2 separate regions of the Mus musculus genome follow, and region 2 is linked to region 1. The links are chromatin loops, found by intact Hi-C in ENCODE. Cell type or tissue: heart. All regions are shown on one strand.

What was found. Hi-C counts contacts between places; a loop is a spot of excess contacts. Peaks named below come from ENCODE experiments on the same cell type or tissue, not always from the same donor. Only the 100,000 strongest peaks of a DNase experiment are listed, where the experiment ranks them.
Region 2: it touches region 1 in a loop (1.9-fold over the local background); 9 of 42 quality-filtered maps call a loop at or near these places.

The regions. Positions count from the first base shown.
Region 1 is chr12:84,872,124-84,880,123 of GRCm38, forward strand. Ltbp2 (latent transforming growth factor beta binding protein 2) reads right to left here and starts at 4,368. Exons shown (of 36, transcript NM_001370743.1): 1 at 3,633-4,368. The coding sequence starts at 4,108. D030025P21Rik (RIKEN cDNA D030025P21 gene) reads left to right here and starts at 3,679. Exons shown (of 1, transcript NR_028577.1): 1 at 3,679-7,632. In heart, CTCF peaks have their summits at 1,521 (motif pointing right), 4,799 and 5,019; a DNase peak (open chromatin) is centred at 4,828; H3K4me3 peaks cover 2,291 bases; H3K27ac peaks cover 348 bases; H3K27me3 peaks cover 5,969 bases.
Region 2 is chr12:84,807,430-84,815,429 of GRCm38, forward strand. Ltbp2 (latent transforming growth factor beta binding protein 2) reads right to left here. Exons shown (of 36, transcript NM_001370743.1): 10 at 5,811-5,933; 11 at 2,156-2,320; 12 at 1,719-1,934; 13 at 996-1,015. Among named protein-coding and RNA genes, the nearest start is that of Isca2, 38 kb to the left of the region's middle. In heart, CTCF peaks have their summits at 4,760 (motif pointing right) and 6,539; a DNase peak (open chromatin) is centred at 4,251; H3K27ac peaks cover 554 bases; H3K27me3 peaks cover 7,034 bases.

The DNA.
Region 1 (8,000 bases):
CCAAGTGATGGTTGGCTAGGGAAAAGGGGAGGCAAACTTAAAGAAGAAATCTCAACTCTAGTCTTATTGCAACTTTGATATGATATGCCAAGTTGGGCTGGTATGCATGGGAAGTCTGCCCTTTTCTGAAAGAAAATGAAGAGGACCTGGGGTTAGAGGGACTGGCAGAGGGAGAGGAAGGGGAATTGCAGTTGGGCTGTAATATGTGAGAGAAGAAAAAAATGAAAGTAAACTAACTTGTGAGCCCTGCTATCTCCAATGCCTTTTGGTATTCATGCATAGTTTCATAATTTACATCAAAAGATATAACACGGAGTCCTGTTACTGTAATGATGTATTGACAAAGAGAAGAAGCTGGCAAGGTGGCTCATCAGACAAAAGCACTGGCCAAGCCTTCCAGCTGAGTTCAATCCCTGGAACCCACTTGGTGGAAGGAGCGAGAACAAGAGAATATGAACAAAATATTAAGATGGTCAAGAAACACTAAGTACTTGTACTGACTAGTTTTGTGTCAACTTGACACAGCTGGAGTTATCACAGAGAAAGGAGCTTCAGTTGAGGAAATGCCTCCATGAGATCCAACTGTAAGGCATTTTCTCAATTAGTGATCAAGAGGGAAGGACCCCTTGTGGGTGGGACCATCTCTGGGCTGGTAGTCTTGGGTCCTATAAGAGAGCAGGCTGAGCAAGCCAGGGGAAGGAAGCAAGCCAGTAAAGAACATCCCTCCATGGCCTCTGCATCAGCTCCTGCTTCATGCCCTGCTTGAGTTCCAGTCCTGACTTCCTTGGTGGTGAACAGCAGTGTGGAAGTGTAAGCTGAATAAATCCTTTCCTCCCCAACTTGCTTCTTGGTCATGATGTTTTGTCCAGGAACAGAAACCCTGACTAAGACAGTACTGGAATCAATAAGTCCCCTGTAGATTGTAGTACACAGCTACACGGCTCACGACTGCCCCTCAGACATTTAGCACAATGTCTGACACATGTATTTTTTTTCATCTCCAGTACATTAACAATTCCATAAGGAAAAGATTTTTGTGTCTCTTTCCTTCCTTCTTTCTTTCTTTCTTTCTTTCTCTCTTCTTTCTTTCTCTCTTTCTCTCTCTCTTTCTCTCTTTCTTTCTCTCTTTCTCTCTTTCTTTTGGTTTTGTTGCTGTTACTGTTTTTGTTTTTCCAGACAGGGTTTCTCTGTGTAGCTCTCGGTATCATAGAACTGGCTCTGTAGACCAGACTACTCTAAAACTCAGAGATCTGCCTGCCTCTGCCTTCAGAATGCTGAGATTAAAGGCGTGCATCACCACCACCTGGCAGTTTGTCTATTTTATCTACTGCTATATTCCCAGGGTTTTCATAATAGTGCATATTAAAGGGGTTCCACAAAACAGAACAGAACAACACACACACACACACACACACACACACACACACACACAAAACCAAAAAAAAAACTCAAACCAAAACCAAAAACAAAAAAAAACCTCAATTAGCAACTGTAGTTCTACATTCTACCAGCAGATGGCACTTGATCCCTAGATCTGACCTGCACACGACGGCCAGAATCGACCTGGATTGAGGAAGTTAAGGAATAATTTTGTCTTGGGACCCCTTCCCAAGAGATGAATGGGATGACAGAAGAACTCAACATCTATCTACCAAAGCTTCAGGAGACAAAACTGAGGCTCCAACTCCAGCACAGGTATACATCTGTGTATCTAGCAGGTGCCCATAACTTCACACCTGGTCATTGCTGTCAGCTTTGTCCTAGTGACAGTCTGCTTTGCTTCACTTTCTGACTTCTAACAGCACCTTGCAATGCGCATGCATGCGCGCGCACACACACACACACACACACACACACACACACACACACACACACAAGCACACACAAGCCTGCAGCATAACCATCCCCTCCCTATGACAGCCAGACTTCATCTCAGCCTCAGCCCCCGGCTCCCCTATACCAGGGGCAAAAGCTTATGGTGAAAAGCCCTAGTTCTGAGTTAAGCCTGCATGGCAGCCTCATCTCCAGATGTGCCACTCTGGCCCTCTCCTTCCTCGTCTATGCTCTAGGGCCCCAGGTCAGTGTCTCTTCCCTGACCATCTTCACTATATTGTACTGCTCCATTGCCCTTGACAGAATTGTCCTGTGCTTTTAGAAACACATTCACCAGCACATACTGCTCGTGCCTCCAACTTGATTTTAAGACATTGGCTTGCCCTCCAGCAGGTTTTGTATTCTGTGGGTCCCCGAGCCCTCTCCCATGCTCAGCACATGTAATCATGCAGTTGCCTGCACAAGTCAGAATAGAGGGGAAAGCTGAAACGGGGCAGGTGTCCTGCTAACTCTCCTTGAATGGTCTTACGCTGGAGCCACTTGGCAGCACTCAGCTCTATGCCCTGCAGACTTTAGGCTAGGCCTCCAAAGGTTAGTAGGGAATTCATTTAGACGCAGAGAGGGCCAGCTACGTGCAGGCACTGATCTGCTGGGAACATGAAAGCTAACAAAACCCTGCTTAAGCAGAACTTGTATAAGTTTGAACACATACATAGAAATAGAAATACGTGAGGGGGGAATAAATGCTATAAGAAAGCATAAAGCTGGATGAGGGCACAGAAGGGATGAGACACGGTGAACTTTGCTAAGATACAGAAGACCGTTGCAGGCAAGAGAAGAGTATGTGTGCAGAGCAGGAGGCAGAAGATCCTCTGTAGTGGGACTAGGCGTACAAGCAACGGGAATGCTACCTGGAACTACAACGGACAGATAAACCAGGCTCAGGCCAAGGGCTGCCAAAGCCCCTCCTAGACTAATCAATTGCACCTTGCCCAGTCTGGCATTGCCAGGCTCCTGTGCCTTCACTCCAGAGACACCTGGGTACTCAGGAGAGGTCCCCAACTCATTAAATCCTGGGCAAGGCGTTGTTGGGGCGGGGAGGGGACCTCCTGTGATAACAGAGTCCAGAACCCGCAGCGAGTGGTGCAAAATAATAAGTTGAAGAGTTGGAGCGAGGCGTGGCTTTTCAAAATGTGCAAACAACGCTGACATCTAGACTTCCTGGAACACAGACCCAGTCCCTCGCACAGGTCAGGGCAGCCTTCTCTTTCACAGAGCTCCTAAACCCTTGCCTAAGTCCTCTGCGTGTCCCAGCAGACCTGAGCCCGGACTATACACTTGTCTTGGCGCGCCTGCTTCGCTGTCAGCCCGTTCCTGGAGATGCGTCTGTCTTCGCGCCCTGATGTCCCCACTCCCCCCCCCCCCCCCCCGCCCAGATCCTCCACCTACTGGCGCCCGGAGCCAGTTTATCCTTCTCTGGGCCTCAAGAACCCAGAGCGCCCACCCAGCCACTGCAGCTCGTTAGCCCAGCACAGAATGAGTGAGAAACGCACACGAGCTTAACGTCGGGGTTCTGGGAGAACTGGTGTCCAAGGGAACAGATAGTAGATTTATTTTCCCCAAAATAACTTTTTGAAAGCTGGTCCGAGCCCCGGTTTCGGAACCTCGGAGCGGTTTCTCTAGTAGTTACTGAGGACAAAGGGACAGGACCCGCACTCCACTGAAGGCGTAACTGTCCGGGATACCCGCATCCCTTTGCTCCACCCCGCCCCCAGCCCTATCCCCTCTTCAGTGCTCACCCGGTGAGCCGCCCTCGCCGTGCAGCCGCGGGTCGCTGAGGGGTTTCCAGGCGCGCGACAGAAGGTGCAGCCCTGGCTGCTATCTGCTGCTGGCCCCGGGGATGGCTTCTCCGAGTCTGGACAGGTGGCTGGACTCGACGCAGCTGCTGGGTTCGGGGTGGCCTCCTGGCCTCGGCCTCTGCGAGCCTCCCAGGGTTCCCCTGGGCCGGCTGGTTCCACTCAGAGGGCGACAAGCCGGGGACCGGCGCGTCAGGCTCTCGGAACAGACTGTACACCTTGGCTGCAGCCGCTGCGGGGTGGCTGCCCACGGGGTGCCACAACCGATTCGCATCCCTGCTAGCTGGTTCGTATCTCCCTATGGAATCCCGTTGGGCATGACTTGTCCCCATCAAGACAGCCAGGACAAGTGGCAGGAAGCCCCTCCAACGCACCCGTCGGATGCATCCGGAGCAGCGAGCGGTGGTCGGCGCTCTCATGGCGCCAGAGTGGCTGCAGAGCTGTGGGCACCGGAGACCTCGCGGGGAGGTGCTTTCCATCGTTCGCTCCACAGACCCGCCTGGCGACTTGCCCCTTCCCGTCTAGGGGACCTCTGAAACAGCCGTTTGGGGGTCCAGGGGTTCCTAGGTAAGGGCTGTATGGCGTGAGCTGCCCGGGCTGCGCACCGAGCCCGAGCCTGCCGCACCTTCGCTCCCGCACTGCCGCCGTCTGAAGGGGAACCGAAGGGTTTTATTTTTGGAAACCGCCCCCTGCTTTTTCGCCTCTTTTATCCACGCCATGCCCCCCTCCTTGGAGGGACAGCTCGGCCCCCTTATTACGGGAGACAAGAATTCCAGCAACACCCTCTTTGGCACCGAGAAGCGAGCGGGCGGCGAGGGGATTAACCCGTGAGGAGCTGCGGGCGACAGGGCAGACCCGGGGACTGGAAAGACAGATGGCGTCTGCCTGGACCAGCGCACCTGAGCTGCCTTTTTCCTGTCCTGGGCAAACTCAAGTTGTCCACCTGTCCTGGATGTATTTTCTGTTCCTGACCTCACGGACCCAGATGAACTGCTTCTCGGGCCTGAAGGAAGCTGGGGAAGGTACCCAGACCGGAGTAATGGGGACCGAGCCCGAGGCATGCGCGCCTGGTCTCGTTGCTTCCACCTCTGACCGCTGGGGGCGCTAGGCGAGAATGCAGGTGTCCCTGGGGCAGCTCCCAAGAGCCGGTTGCCTATGGGGAAGGGCAACTTGGGGCGCGCGCCCCCTGGTGGAGCTGGTCACACCCTTGGCCACCGTGTTTTGTAGCGACACACTCTGCCAACCTGCTTAGAGCCTAGATCTTAATCTGCTTCCTGTGGCGCCAAGCCTTGACCTGGGCCTATGGTGATGGTGGATGCCCGCTGGAAGAGTTGTTCTCTTTTTACAAAGGTAGGCATGGAGCCTCTTGAATAAGGTGACTAAAGGAGAGTATTGCTAAAGATGGAAATAAAACCCAGGCTAGTGGCCTCTGGCCCACAGTCCACTCTTTGAACTCCTACCACCGCCCCTCATTCCTTGGAGAATTTCCCCAAGGGGCTGCATGAGCCTTTGAGCCCTGCTGGGCCGGGTTCTCACACCTTCTTGTATTGAAGGGGACAGGGATGTCCGTTGCCTCCCACCTAAATTAACCTTCTTCCCTGTGTCCCATGCCCCAAAGCCTAAAAGGCTAGGCATATATGGTTTTCCTGAAAGTGTTTTCACAGCCTACTGGCTCCTAAGCAGACAGGATAAAAGAGCCTGTAAAGGCACCAATTACAACTTCCCATACCAGCCCCTCCCTTCCCAGAATCCTAAGTAATACCTAACTGGATTAGAAAGTCTCAATATTTGACACTGGCCTACGGAGTCCTCCCTGCCCGGCTGGTTTTCTGACCGATCTGAACTTACTCCTGCTCGGTATTCATTACACAGTACCCTCACAGTCTCTGCTTGGCAAATGTTTGATGCATTGTGACGGCTCATCTCTCTACCTAGAGTATTCATCTCCAAGAGGTCTTCAGGACTACCTCTTCATTTCACCTCACAGAGCAAACATCGGCCCCTACAGTGGCCATGTGTGTTCTTCCGCTTCCCATTCCTGTGAGGAAATACCCAAGCTTGCCCACTTACAAGGGGAAATCATTTCCTGGGGCTTTGTTGTTGTCTTGGGTTGGTTTGGTTTTTGTTGTTATTCTTTGGTTTTGGTTTTTCTCAAGACAGAGTTTCTCTGTTTAGCTCTGGCTGTCTCCTTTGTAAGACAGGATGGCCTTCAGCTCAGAGATTTGTCTGTCCCCTGAGTACTGGGATTAAAGGCATACGGTGCCACCTCCCAGTTCTTCCCTCCTCTTTTAAAACATATTTTAAAAAATTATTTTCAGCTATGTGTAGGTGTGTGTATATGTCTACATATGGGTGTGTGCACACGAGTGCAGGGTCCTTTGGAAGCCAGTTACACAGGATCTCCTGGAGCCGGACTTACAGGTGATTGTGAGCCACCCAAGGTGGCTGGGAACTAGGGACCTCTAGGGACAGCAAGTGCTCTTCACCACCAGCTCTCTTTAGCTCCATTCTTCTTTACTTAATACATGTCAGACAGGGTCCTTGGCTTGCCAATTTCTACCAGATACAAGAACTAAGTAACTAAGTAGCCTTTGTAACTAAGATCAACTTTAGAAGCTAAAGAGTTGAAAGCTATTCAATTCCATCACGATCATATCTAATTTAATCCTCTTCCTCTCCCCACTGTATCCTCATGAAAAAGCTGCAGGCCCTATAGTGGGGAAAGTGGGGTGGGTGGGGTCGGATCTGTTCTTCAGACTCCCCTTTCACGCTCTGGCTCTCCAGGGTCATGTTTCCACAGGAAGTGTCAGAAAAGGAGTAACAAAGTCTTATTTAGCTGATGCCCAAGCATTGGTCAGCTCATTCATAGGCATGTGTGGGTTCTTTGGGTGTGTGTGTGTGTGTGTGTGTGTGTTCCACCCCAAACTGTCATAGCAAAGTCATCTTTGACCAACCTCTTGGCAATCCTGCATTCCTTGCCCCAAGAGACATTCCAGTCCCTGCCAGGCCAGGCAATGGTAAGGTGGCTACTTAACTTCCCTACCATGTAGACTATTCTAGCAAAGTTCCACAGTTACAATTCTCCATCAGGAAGTGCATGTGAGTTTCTTCATATGTGTTCTTGCTCAGTTTCTAAAGATGCACATTAGTAGCTGCCAAGAACTCTCTTACTGTGTCTTGGCATCTGTGGTGGTGGGGAGATCTGTAATAGCCATCGATTGCCCGAGCACCAGAAAAAAAGACAGCAGTCATAGCATCTCCTCTTCTGCCAGATGGTGGCCTGCATTAGGAGTGTCCTCAGGCTCAGGGAAACCTGAACCCCGGCTTCTAAGTTGACCAGAGAGTTCTTGCCCCAGTGGCTAACTCCATCTTTTTCACCTATGGGCAGGAACCAAGGTAGTTGGTAAAAGACCTGTTCTACTTAACTGTGTCCTATACTTCTCTTCAGAAGGCCCTGTTGTTCTAGGCTCTGTCACTTGAGTGGACAGTGTATGTTTGTGTGTGTGTGCGCGCGTGCATGTTCATGTGGGGTTGCATACATGTGTGGTAGCCTGAGGTCACCCTTGAGTGTCATTCCTCAGTGGTCATCCATCAAGATCTCTCACTGGCCTGGGACTTACTGATTCCACTAGACTAGCTGTTTAAGAAGCCCGGGAGATTTATCTGCCTCTGCCTTCCCAGTGCTGGAATTAACAGACACATGCTTTCATGCCTGGTTTTTCATTTCTTTTTTCCTTCTTCTTCTTCTTTCTCTCTTTCTTTTGTTTTTCGGTTTATTTTATTTTATTTTATTTTAACCTGTGTTCTGGGGACCAAACTTAGGTCCTCGTGTTTGCAGGCAGGCACCCCATCAACTGAACCATCTCCCCAGCCCAGCTTCAGCAGACACACTAAAACCACAGAAAGAGTCCTGTTCCACAATCTATAAAATTACTCATCAGTCTGACTTCCCTAGCTACTGTATCTCTAACTGAGCTGAACATACAACAGGGCTAGAATCTGGTGGGTGGTCAAGAGACACCTGGATGGCAGCTCTGGGATGAATGACAGAGTGCCCCATCAACCAGGCGCAACTGGTATCGCTAAGCCCATTTGAAGAGAGGAAAATGTGAGCTCTGGGTGGCCACTCCTGGTCCAAACTCTCATACTTGCTGTCCTTGGGGATGAACGCCACCTCCGTCCCCAGAACACTTCATTTCCTCCCTTTACAGTGAAGCAATCGCCAGCCAGCCCGTGCTGACTCTTCCTGGTTGCAATGGGTGCCCATCTCTGCAGTCCAGACCTTCCTCCTGTTCTACCTGCCCTGGTGCC
Region 2 (8,000 bases), 65 kb before region 1:
CACAGTGTCGGCCCCGCACAGCGCACAGTGGAACATTAGCACATATCAAGGCTACGATCCTCACGTTACAGATGGAGTAGCAGATTAACTAGCTCACCCTGGGCCACAAAGCCAGTGTGTCGAAGCCAAGAGTCATAGCTACACTTGGTGTTGCTCGCCACAGCGATGGATAGAGACAGATGGGGCACAGGAAGCAAAGAGGAATGCCAGAGGACAGAATAGGGCACTGGGACATTGCTGGGACTGTGAAGACGGATAGCAGAAGCTTGGATCTGGGACAGCACTGGGTTCCTTCGTTTGTTTGTTTGCCTGCTTTTTGTTTTGTTCTCTTTTGTTTCTGAGATGGCGGTTTCTCCGCGTAGCCCTGGCTGTCCTGGGACTCACTCTGTAGACCAGGCTGGCCTCTAACTCAGAGATCTGCCTGCCTCTGCCTCCCAGGTACTGGGTTTAAAGGTGTGGGGCCCCACACTCTGTTTCAGCACACAATTCTTAAGCAGGAAAGCAAGGTTGCTGGAGAAGCCGTGCACGGAGACAGCTTAGCAGGAGATGAGCGGGGACCAGCAGACTGGAGAAGGAGAAAGCAGATTCAGTCTTCTGGAGGCGCTGGGAGATGCTCAGTCTTGGATGCCCACGGGCATCCCGGGACCAGGGAAGAGGGCCAGATGCTTTTTCCTCTGTGAAATGGTTTGAGATACTCAGAGCTATGCTTCTGCTTTCCGGTGAGCTCCTCCCAGAGGGCCTATGTTAAAAAAGCTCAGAAAACATGCCAGGTTCAGGACCAGCTCTAGCTTTCATGCACAGCGCTCAGGTTTGAGTGACAGCCAGGACTAACTACACAGTCGAACGGGTCCTGGGTTCAACTTTGTGATCTCTCCAAGTTAAAATCTGATATCGGGTCCATGCTTCTCCTCTTCTGTTCTCATGAGACTACGTCTGGAGTTTATGTCATTCTCCAGTTACCCGAACCCAGCTCCCTGGCAGGAAGGCTCACTCACCTGAACAGCCCGAGAGTCACCTGGGAAAAGAAGACAAGATGAGCTCCAGGAGGGGAGGCAGCGGCCTTTGCCCTCCATGTGGGACTGCTTCACAGTCTGCCCCCCTCGCTACGTCCCCAGCAAGATGAGCAAGACCCAGAGTGCAACTCTTTTGACCTGCCTCAGCCTGTCAACTCCCTTTTGGGACTGACCATCCCAGAAACCCAAGGCCGGAGATCCTTATGGGTAGCCCAGCTCTCCTCTCAGTTGGAGAAAGGAAGCCTCCTGCATTCCTTCCAGGTGTCCAATGACAGGAGTCCCCATTTCCCCACCCACCATCCCCATCAGACCCATAACAGACTTCCTCCCGCCTGTGGCCTTGATCATGTGGGTTACCCACCATCCTCTCTGCCCTGAGCTGTGGATTAAGAGAGAAGTTCTAGGAAAGGAATGAATTGCCTCTGACTGAACTAGTGTCCCGCACCCATAGCTGCTGAGTCCCAGATTCTTGGCAATCTCCTAGTTTTCTTGGTCCTACTTCCTTCTTGGTCTCCTGTCCTGGGTGACCTGGGCATGACCCAGTTGTTTTCTGGAACACTGATCAGAGGCCTCAAATACAAGCTCTTTCTAGCCCACACATCCTGAGCTTCAGGCAACAGAGTTGGACAGTTCTGAACCTAAGACCCAGGGCGAGGACCTGGTAAGAAAAAGAGGAACCTGAGGTGTCTCCCCCAGCTCAGAGACCTTTGTCAGGGAGGGTCTCAGCCTCAATCCAGGTGGCGGTGGCTGCCCGGAGTGGTTGCCTCTCTGCTTGCCCAGGTGGGGGTGCAGTGCTCTGCTCTGTCTGCTCCCTTAAGGGGCTAGCCAGTTCCTCTTCTTCGGCTTTCCTCATAGACAGGCGGATGTCTGAGCTCGAGTAGGTGTAGCCATGGCCAGCAGGGCAGATCTCCCTGAAGGCTTCTAAAAAAACAACAGGAGATTAACTGAGCCTTGTCATTCCTGTAAGAAACCAGGACTCCCTTCCTTCCCTCAAGGGGACAAGACATGGTGGCTGCAGAGAGTGTCCCAGGTCTGGAATCCAGAAGGTAGACTGAGCTTTCTCTGCTTGAAGGGGCCTATCCAGGCTGGGGAAGTGGTCACTGACTTTGATGGCCAGGGCTGGGCTCTCAGGGTGGGGTTACCTGTGCCAGGCAGGGGACACTGTTCACATGTGCTACCCCAGGCTTTGCCCACACGGCTGCAGCAGCATATCTGCTTGGTGATCCGATGAACCAAAGGCAGGGTGCAGGTACCAGACCCCAGTGACCGGTAGCATAGTCCCTGCTGCATGGAGACAGCCTTGTCCGCTGCAACAGACAGGGCATATGGGAAGGGGTAAGCAGGAAAGAAATACAGAAGGCCGTGGACAGAGGTGTGGTCAGCCACAGGCACGGGGATTAGCCTGGCTCGTGTCTCAGCCTGGAAGCTCAGGTGCTCACGAGAACTTGAGCAGGCATGGCAGTAGTGGAGGCTCCCACATCTCCCCATGGCGTCTACCCAACAAGGCGCTAGGTTCATGTAGGAAGTGTGAGAGCAAGCCCGGGGAATGCGGTTGTTTGTCTCTACCTTCTGCTTTCGTACTGTTTAGTAAAAAACGTCAGTTGTGTGTGCTGCAGGATGAGCACTGTGCTCTGAGATCCGCAGAAAGCCTTCCAGGGAAGACGGGATGAGCTTAGAACCAGAGGTTTGCCACAGAGCTTTGAGGACAGGGACCTTGTTTGGGTCTTCTTTGTCACTTGGAGTCCTCCATGGGTATAGTGTGTATGGCCGATTAATAATTCAAGTTGAATTGATACATGGATGCCTCACTTAATTAAACAGCTGAGTGCAGAATCTGGGGCCAGATGAGTAGCTCAGTAGTAGAGTCCTTTCCCAGCAGGCCTAAAGTCCTGGATTTCATTGCTAGCACTACAAATAGACACACAGACACATATATAGACACATAGACACACAGACACATATATAGACACACAGACACATATATAGACACACAGACACATATATAGACACACAGACACATATATAGACACAGACACACAGACACATATATAGACACACAGACACATATATAGACACACAGACACATATATAGACACACAGACACATATATAGACACACAGACACATATATAGACACACAGACACATAGACACAAGACAAAAATAAAAACCCCACTATGTCCACAAGTCCTATGGATACAAATGCAAGTGAATATTGAAAAGAAATAATCTCTTGCTTATTATCTCAGTGGAAAAAGATGCAGCCAACCAGTTGGAGAGAGTCTTACATCTTTAGAGGGATGACCACACTGTCAGAGGGCAGAGTGGGGTGAAGGAAGCAACAGTTAAAGTTGAGAAGTAATGATCCCGAGTAGTCCTGGTCATCTCAGTCAGTGATCTGCTTCCTGCCAAGCTGAGCTACACACCTCACTGGGCCCAGTTTCTCTACCTATAGAGTAATGTCAGGGACTGCAGGCACTTGGGTCTGCCTGGCACATGTGCCAACGCTGTAGAAAAGTGCTCAGGTCCTCTACAGGCACCACTCACCCCTCCCCCTCCCTTGGGACACTTCCTGACTGAAGGACTGAAGGTCATACCCCTGGTCTCAGTGATTGGGACAGGGACAGGCACTTGAAGAGGTAAGACTCACACTGCTTGGCTCATAAGGAGTGGCACTATTAGGAGGTGTGGCCTTGTTGGAGTAGGTGTGGCCTGGCTGTAGGAAGCATGTCACTGTACAGGTGAGCTTTGAGGTCTCCTATATGCTCAAGCCATGCTGAGTGTGGCAGTCTCTCCCTGCTGCCTGCAGAGCAGGATGTAGAATTCATGGCTCCTCCCCAGCACCATGTCTGCCTGCATGCTGCCATGCTTCCCACCATGATGATAATGGACTGAACCTCTGAAACTATAAGCCAGCCCCCATTAAATCTTTTCCTTTATAAGAGTTGCTATGGGCATGGTGTCTCTTTACAGCCATAGAACACTGATTAAGACGGAAGTCTTCTTCACAGGGTCATGGAGATTAAATCGAGCAAGGCACACAAGCAATGCAAGACCTCGACGAAGGTCAGGAACTAAACACACATCCATCAGTCCCTGAGCCCTGTATCCTCAGGTGCAGTCTGTGCCTTCAGTGGGCACTTCCCTTGGACTACTGTGGGGACAGGCTCTATGCCTTTGAATCCCAGGACGGACTATCAGGAAGCTGGACCAGCCTCCAGAGACGTCATTACTACGCTAGTAGGCAGGAAGTCATTGGCTTGCCTTCTCCATCTGCAGAACAAATCCCTGGAGGAAGGGGAGGGAGGAGTCCAGTGGAGGGAGAGACAATAAAGGCAGTCCCCTGCTCCTCTCCATATTCCTTTATCAGAGAGTCTTCCAGGCACTTTCACATCGGATGTTAACCAAACTCACTGATCAAGAAACCACTTTTGTTTTTTCAAGACAAGGTTTTGCTATGCAGCTTTGGCACGCCTTGAAATTACTCCAGACCAGGCTGGTCCCTGTTTCCAGAGTGCTGGGATTAAAGGCGTGCACCACTATGCCCAGCCCAATAAATGAACCTTAAGTGGCCTGGGAAAGGAAAGACTATAAGGTCCTTGGGGCCTTGATTACATATCATTGCCACCACAAACAAACCTACAGGTTCCCCCATCCTCTTCCACTCTGGGTTCTCACTGTCTCCTATCCCTAGAGATGTCAGAGCCAGATCTTTCTTCAGACCACTACCTCTGGGTGGCAGCATAGTCTGGTTCCTCCTATGGCCTTCCCAGACCCAGTAGCAGGCACTTTGTGGCCAGCCGAGTGCTCTGTGAGCTAGAGGTGACCTTGTTCCAGAGGTCTTTCGGGACTGGTTTTGTTTTGTTCTGTTCTGGTCAGACCTTCTTTCCTAAGAAAAGCCCCGTGTGGGCTGTAGTACCAGCTCTACTGTCTGGGGTGTGAGCAAGGGCCTGGCAGCCTGGGCTTCTCTCAGCTGGAAACCACAGAGGTCACTGGAAACAGAACTGCCAGGGTTTACAAGGAATGTATGTATACTATGTAACTCACTATGCAAGGTCACAACTCCTGATATGTGTGTATGCATGGTCATGGAGAAATATACAAAAAGAACCACGGAGTAATATTAAGGAGTGGGAATGGGGCAGTAATACCTCTCTCCCATAGGCAAATGAGTGCTCCTTAAAAATATCACTTAGGGACTGGAGAGATGGCTCAGTGGTTAAAAGCACTGGCTGCTCTTCCAGAGGACCAGCGTCTGAATCCCAGCACCCACATGGCAGCTGACACCTATAACTCCATTTCAGGGCATCTAATGCCTCTTCCGGCTTCTGTAGGCAGCAGGCACACAGTGCACAGACATACATGCAAGCAAAACATCCATACACATAATTAAAAAGAAAAAAAAATCACTTAGCAGCCATGGGACCTGGTTGCTAAACTTGGGCAGTAGATTAATCAGCAGCTACAGCTTACCCAGACACTTCAAAGTGGCAGCACACAGCTTCAAAGACAGTGAGACAGCAAACAGGACAGAAGTATGATCAGAGAGGAAAAACAAAACAAAAACGAGAAAATGTGAATCACAAAGAAGTTTTAGAAGAGAAGCCAGGAGTCGTAAGTGGGGCTGTAACCTCCAGTCCCAACAGGACACACGGATCAATTTTGCATGGTGGCCCAACTCCAAGCCAAAAGCAGACACTGGCTCTGGGCATGAGACCATGAGGTCTGGGGACATTTGGCTCTCTGTCTGGACTGTGCCCCTAGAGGGTGTCTCTCGCCCCAACCCCACCATCACTCACATACGCAGCGGCTCCTTGACGGATCCAGCATGAGGCCAGGCCTGCAGGTGCACAGGTAGCTGCCCCTGGTGTTCACGCACTCCGAGTCCTTGCAGAGGCCCAGGGTCAGGCACTCATTGATATCTGCAGGGTGTGGAGGAATGAATGAATGCCCATTCAACTGAGGCCGGATGGTTGGGACGGAGCTGCACACATTCAGTGTGAGAGAGTAGCCACTCGACAGTGCCAACAGAATTATTAAACAGAAAATTTTCACACCACTCCACTACCTGGCACATAGTAGCCATGTTGGCTGGAAAGCTAACCTTTATGGAGTGCCTACTGTATGCCTGATAGTCTTTGGGTATTTGAATATGACACCCCATTTAACCTTATAGGTAGTATTATCTGCTTCTTATGCCCTCATTTTATAGATGAAGAAAAGCTGCAGGAGTAACTTGCCCAGACTAACTGAGCTGTGGGTGACTCTACCCAGGGGCATGGGAATCAGGCAAACAACACTGTCTGGTTTGGAGGGTAGCAGACAGGCAGCTAATTCCCTTCTAGCTAGCTCTCTTCAAGAGCTCCTGAGCAGTTCCGAGGGGCGTATCTGCAGGGAGCTGGGAGCAAGGGGCTGGGGAGACAGCTCTGAAAGGCTGGAAAGAAGGGTAGGCTCAGCAAGTGGTTAGGAAGGTGCAAGCGGGCTGCATGACCTCCCAAGACCAGCAGAGGCTCCCATTCATCCTCACGTAAGAAAGACAAGGGCTTCTTCCTGGTGCCCACACTTCTTATGCTGCAAACGGGGAGCTCAAACCCTCATACTCTGGGCTCCAAGAGGTAGGCATTGTGGTGACAGCGCCTCTGTTGGTGACCATGATGGCTACGTCAATACTGATGTGAAGCACTTGGGAAGACCTCCTGCTTCCAGAGCAGGGTGTAATTTAGGTAGCCCAGTGCCCGGCAGAACCACCTGCTCATTCGCAGGCTTTGAGGAAGTTAGTACAAGATGAGGCCCGAATAGATGAGCACCAAGAGTATATCCTTGATAGGATGCCCCGCAGGAGCAGAAGCACCCAAGAGAGGCCGCTGACAGTTGGAGGGAGGCTGACCCACACACCTTCAGACTGTGGCCAGACATCTAAACGCAAGCCTAACTTGCCTCCCTGCACTCCAGACACTCATCACCCTCTCCAGGCAAACCCAAAGCATGACATGGTGCCCAAGACCCTCCCAGAGCCTATGGATGAGCAACTGGGTCTCATGAGACATCATCATCTCCTATGTGCTATAGACTGCTTGCCCTGTGCTCCTCGATGCTTCAGCCAGCCCAATGTAACCCTCTGCTTATCCTTCTGCCTGGGAGGTCTGCACCTGCTTCCGCTGGACGATTTATGTTCACTGGCCTAGCACTACCTCTATCTGGAAGCCTTCCTTAATCCTTTCAGCCTGGATTGGGTTTATCGGGACCCCATGCCACCCATTAAAAACCTTCTATGGTTGTATTTATTAACTAGGTTTCTGTTCTCCCGGGTCCTAGACTGGTTTGTGAGCATAACTATGTACTTAGCAACAAGTACAGGTTGGCTATAGCACACAGCTTGTGTATACAATCACACCCTAGACCTACCCTCTTGTTCTCTACCACTTCAGAGAGAGGGGGATGGTGCATGTGGGTGAAGAAGCAGGGGCCAGGGCACTCTGGGGTTGGAGCTTGGGATCCTTCCCAGGAGCTCTGTGGAGGGCAGGCAGGGGACTTGCTGAAAGTCTAAGAATGAAAGGCATAGAGTTCTCCTTATACCCACTAACACTCTGGGTCCACTGTACCCAAGGGAGTTTGAAGCTGGCTTAGGCAGAGCCAGCAACAGGCACTTAGGCCTGGAGCAAGCATCCTTTCTTATCCTTGAGCCAAAAATCCCTTCCATGGCTGGATACACAATAGGCAAAGAGCCAGTTTCCTCTCTCTGAGAGAAAACTTCTGAAAGGGACCTCAGGGACATTTGGGACAATATTGTCATCTTCAACCAGTTTTATTTACAGCACGACAGACAGCTCTCCACCCAATTGTTGAAGTCCTTTGAAGGTAAGTGTTCCCAAGTCCTGCTGACCCTGCAGGTCAGAGTTCTTTATAGCTCCAAAATCAACAAAGTCACCACTCAGTCCCTCTCTCTGTCCCAAGGCCTGGCCCCTCTGTGGGCTCTAACACAGGCCACC